2 separate regions of the Homo sapiens genome follow, and region 2 is linked to region 1. The links are chromatin contacts, found by Hi-C in ENCODE. All regions are on one chromosome and are shown on one strand. The core of a region is the stretch at or near the end of the contact, and the rest is flanking DNA. Distances in the headings are between cores, read along the strand shown.

The links. A loop is a pair of places that touch in the nucleus more often than their neighbours do. Pooled maps may share reads with other maps.
Region 2: a loop to region 1 is called in a pooled map, with 1.9 times the contacts of the local background. The contact joins the promoter of LINC02101 here to the enhancer-like site in region 1. A Hi-C loop is called at or near these places in 2 of 50 pooled maps.

The regions. Positions count from the first base shown.
Region 1 is chr5:58,018,335-58,021,034 of GRCh38, reverse strand. No RefSeq gene overlaps it. Among named protein-coding and RNA genes, the nearest start is that of LINC02101, 100 kb to the left of the region's middle. Within about 2 kb of position 1,279, at least 4 of the 41 ENCODE cell types and tissues checked have a DNase peak (open chromatin) inside an H3K27ac peak, as active enhancers do.
Region 2 is chr5:58,120,989-58,123,850 of GRCh38, reverse strand. LINC02101 (long intergenic non-protein coding RNA 2101) reads left to right here and starts at 1,510. Exons shown (of 5, transcript NR_104669.1): 1 at 1,510-1,532.

The DNA.
Region 1 (2,700 bases), core at 30-2,529:
AAGTATATTTTTCACAGTTCTGGAGGCAGGAAAATCTAAGATCAAGGTGCTGGTAAATTCAGTGTCTGGTGAGGGCCCACTTTCTGGCTCACAGACTGTGCCTTCTTGCTGTGTCTTCACACAGGGGATGGGAGAGAAGAAGGAACTCCCTGGGGCCTTTTTTAAAGGGCATTCATCCCATTCTGCCATTATGACCAAATCACCCCCCAAAGGCCCCACCTCCTATTACCATTACCCTGAAAGCTATCACTTCAACTTATGAATTTTGAGAGAACATAAATATTCAGGCCATAGCAAATAGTTTTATTCTCATTAGAACTTTTGGCATGCTTAATAATGAATTTAGATATAAAATGATAAGTATCAAATCAGCTAATAATTTGTGCTTCTCAACTGTGGTTTATAATTTCTGGAGTATAGGATAGTTTAGGAAATAATACCCATGAGCCTTCCTTCTCACTCTATAGTTGTGCTGTCTTCATGTAAAATAGTATATCTCTACCAAAAGACAGACAGACAGAAAGAGAGAAACTTTTGACTTACTTCTATATAGTTCTTGTATTCTCAAAAGAGAGAGCCACATACTTAGCTCACAACAAACAGGTAAGTCTTGTTCAAGAGTAATTTCAAATAAAATCACATAAAATTTAGTTACAGCAAGACAGAATGCTATCACTAGAGCAAAACACTTGCCAACCCCTACCTTACTTTCACATGGCACACACAGTAGGAACACAGTGAACCAGAACCTTTACTTCAGAAAGCAGCCCCCAGCCAGAGGACAATCACACACCATGGTACCAATCCCAGAGGCATAAATGTGTAAGGTGGACACAAGGTCAAAGAAAAACACTAAAGCACCATAGTCCAGGCAATGGGTCCTCAATAAATCTGAGAGTCCATTTTCTCTATCCATTTATTTCCAACATGAGTGTCAAAATTCAGTTAGGAAGAAAGCATGACAATGTGAATGGAGAGAGAGGAATAGGATTAAAACCCTGGCAAAGAGTCCTTGGCTTGAATTTACCCATGACTGGAATGCTTACAATTTCCAAGCACACTCGTATCTCAGCAGAGGTTGCTAGAGGTGAACCCAGCCCCACAAGTGCTTGTGACACAATTTCTGTCCTATGCACGGCTCTGGGCCAGTCCCCCCAACCCCCATAAATCCTGCATCCATGTCATCACTGCCACTCCAGCTTCCTGCTGGAGAAAGCCCTGGTGACCCAGGAACTCCTCAGCTCTCTGTCCTTGCCATGACTTTGATTGCTGCCGAGTCTTTGGCTTGGCCCAGGCTCAAGAGTTAACAGTTCTTTGGACAGTCTTGGGCCAAAGCCTCAGCTGGAGAGGAAATGTTGGGCTTCATCTTTTGTCACAGATAAGATTTAATGAGTCCAAAGGATGTGTGATTAAAGGAAGTCCACAGGAAGTTGGGCTGAAGCTTTTCTGATGATTGTTTAAAAGGCATTGACCTAGACATTGCAGTAAAAAATAAAATTGAACACATTAAAAAAAAGTCAAAGATTTGGTTCAAAAGTTATAAAGGCAAATCCATTAGGTTTGAGGCTGGAGGAATAGAGAAACAAAAAGAGGAAAGGTTTAAATGGGAATAAAAAATAGTTATTCATAATTAATTACCACAGACCAGGATTTATCAACCAGCCTCTAAGAAGCTAACAATAGTAGTTAGGTAATTATTTTACATAGTGAGGCCTCTAGCCAAAGGTAATAAATTCCATTTTTTAAAAGCAGTGTGCCTTCTTCTTTTCATCTGGGAGGAGATATGATGAGAGGTGAAATTTAGGCTTAGGGAAATAAATGGCTTACAGAGAATTAGTCTCTTAAAAAAACAAATGAATGAATATTTCCTTGCAGGGATTTGAAAACTTAAGAGTCAGAAAGTTAGTCTAATCCATAGATATTATTTTCATGGATGCCTCACCTAAGTATCTGAGAACTAGAGACAATTTGATATTTGTCTTCAAATGGCTGTGTTGCTGCCAGCAACATCAAAGGCCATAATTCTAAGTATGACATCTAGTGAGTGTAGACTTGGTTCTCTCCAGAGCGTTATCATAGGCATGGTGTGGTGAGAGAGAGTAAATTTAGAATCAAGAAACCTTGGATCTGAGATTGGAGCTGATACTTAGGAGTTGTAAGTCCTTGTGAAAGTCACTTTTCTTGCCTGGAAATTGTTTTTTTCCACTTCTCAAATAAAGAAATTGAATTAGACATTTTTCAAGAAATATTCTTGCTCTAAAAGTTAACTCTCTAAGACATTTAACCGCAATTGGTAGTTGATGTTGCAGTTTTATTTAGTTGGTTAGATGACCTAGTCATATTATCTATCTAAAAGGCAATTCCTATTAAACATCCTAAATGTCTAAGCATGTGTTAGACATATTATATGCATTTTAAGAGAAATGTAATTGTTGAAATTCTCTAAGGTAAACTTTATGACTCTGCCTTAATTCAGGCTTCTTATAACAGTTATACCATAAACTGGGTGGCTTAAACAACAGAAATCTATTTCACATAGTTCTGGAGCCTGGGAAGGCTAAGATGAAGGTGCTGACAGATGTGGTGTTGTGAGGGTCTGCCTTCTGGTTCACAGATCACCATCTTCTCCTTGTATCCTCTCATAGTGGGAAGCAGAGAGAAAGAAAAAGCAAGCTGTCTTGTATCTCATTATAAGAGAAC
Region 2 (2,862 bases), core at 261-2,760, 100 kb before region 1:
CTTAATAAAACACAATCAACTCATGGTAATTTCCGTTGACTTTTCATTTCACTGATAGTAAAAACCAAGGCCCTTGCTGTGTCCGTCAAGGCCCTAAGTGATACATATCTCCCTTTACAATGTCTCTGACCTGCCACTCATCAGACACTCTTCTCATAGAAACATGGCCCTGCTTCCATGGAAGGACTTGCCCCTTACCGACCTCTCTCCCTGGGCTGCTCCTTCACCACATATTTACATGGCTCACTCTCTCACTTGCCAGGTATTTACTCAATGTCATCTTCTCAATGAGGTCTTCTGTGGTCCTGTGTCCCCCTTCCATGCAAGTCTTCCATGCTTCAGTGTTTCTCTTAGCACTTAACACAATCTAACACATTTTGTGTTTTCCGGGAACCTCTTCAGGGTCAGGGATATTTCTTGGTATTTTTCACTGCTCTCTCCCCAGCACCAGGCACATAGTAGGCACTCAGTAGATAGTTGTCCAGTGAATGGATGTGTACTGGATGTTTGGGACTGTGCTGAGTCCCTTATAGGGGATATCTCATTTGACCTTACTACAATTCTAAGAAGTTGGAGTCACAGGATAAATAACATGAACTGACTTATGTTTTATTAGAATCACTCTGGCTGCGGTGACAAGTTGGGAAGCTATTGCAATAATCCAGGGCAAAAAGGCTGGTGTTTTGAAGCAGGGCAGCTGCAGTAGAGTTGGTGAGAAGGAGTCAGATGTTCAGTAAATCCCTCAGTAAATGAGGACACTGAATTAGAGAAATTAAATGCCCTGTTCAAGGTTACCTAGCTATTGAATGGCAGACTCTGTGTTTAGATGAGACAAGCTGGATCTTATCTACTAGTCTCTGTCGTTGCTTACACTACAAACTTCAGAAAACAGCAAGGCTTCGGGAGAGCTCCTGCTCATAGCTAACCATTTAGTTTGACACTTGGTTCTCAGAAAAATATGGTTAATATCTACATGGCCAGATTTTTTAACTACTGAATAAGATATATGTAGCATCTGTCACCTAGACAGAGAGGGTTCCTTAATAAAATGTAGGTACCTAGCGATCAACTACTTTGTGTAGCTATAACCTAAGTTTTAATAAATATATATTAAAATAACTTATTATATAGAAGTTTCATTTCAGCTTTCTTTTGCTGGAAGCATAACTGAGAATATTAAGGAATATATACCAGTTTCTGCCTGAGAAATATTTTAAGAGAAAGAAAAGAGGGACTGGGGAATGATAAAAAGAATCACAGGCAGATAACAGCTGCCATCCTGAGACCAGCATGAATCCCCATAAATAATTTATTTAAGTTAACGCTCATAAAATTCTAAAGAATCTGACTTTTTTAGATTTGGTTTGTAATTAATTTGATAACCTGAGCCAATCCTTTGAGTTGCCCTGGCAACCAATTTTAGTAACATAAAGAAGTGCTAGATGTTAATTGGTATTCAGAGTTAGTAGCTAGTGTCTCTGCTTCTGTCTCCATGGTAACCTAACTGTCATGTTTTCATCTCTAGCATGGTGGTGAGATTTCATATGTGTGTGCCTTAATGCACAGGTCCATAGTCTCTGGCACGGTGTTTTAATTTAGTATCTCTAAATGTGATCATTTTTGAGCTATTAGGGTTATTGCTGAAAAACTATTGTTCCAGAGAAGCCAATTTCATCTTCTCTCTTCATCTTCTACATGTTGCTAGCTTCCATTTTGGGGGATGTGTGCATTAGGGTTTGTATGGATACCTGCATGGGAATAAGTCTGCATAACTCTGTATGTATGTGTGGAATATAGATGTTTTAAATATGCAAAATAGGGCCAAATTGTATAAATAAAAAATGATTTTTCAAGAGTGTTTATCTGAGGTTAGAGGTAGTGAATATCATATTTGAGAGATAAATGTCAAACTAGAAAAAGGAGATTCAGTGTTTTCTGTGCTGCAAAAAATATTCTCACACTGCTGGATAATGCAGAGATGTTTCATATATCTAATTTCTAACAATTTCCTATTTAACAGACTGTAGTTCTCCCCTATGTTACCTTCTCTCTCTTCATTTTTCTACTTAATATTAAACTGAAGTTAGCTCTTCTAATTTTTGATATTTACTAGTCTTTTTTCCAGTCTCTGGACTTAAATAGAATTATTTCCCAACCTTAAATGGTCAGCCAATTAGCTGTAGTTAGTCCTCATTGTTATCATAAACACAGCAATATCATGATGGAGCCAAGGAAGATGATTTGCAATGTGTAGTAATTAATCCTCTTAGAGAGGCAGCATGCATATTATAAACAAAGCTAGCTCTACATGCATTCAACACTGGGTTCAAACTCTGGTCTTTCCATTTACTACCGCTTGGAGGAAGAAAAAATATCAAGACAATTTTTAGAACAAATTTAAAAACCTCTCATTCTCCAATTTTCCTTCTCTGTAAATTAGGGCCAATTATACAACGGAAATTGGTAAATTCTACAAATCAGTGATCCCCCTTAGTATATGATACTCCCACCATGGTTGACTTTAAACCTCCAATATGATGTTATTAAGCATGGAACTTTATAGAGATGCTAACAGTTGTCTCTCACAAGCCAGTGTGAACCAGCTCCAGCACACCACTATTTTATGTTTGTTTTGAAGTTTAAATAAACTATGCTAGGTAAAATACTGGGTACGTAACAGGCTCCAAAGATCTTAATTGTCTCTCTTAATAAAGTGCACTCTCCATTTCTTTCTATTAAAAATATTAACAGTCTTATTGAGAAATAATTCACACACCATACAATTTATCCATTTAATTTTCCGTTTCTATTAATACATCTGTTGATGGGCATCATATACATCTAATATTTATTTGTAGAAGA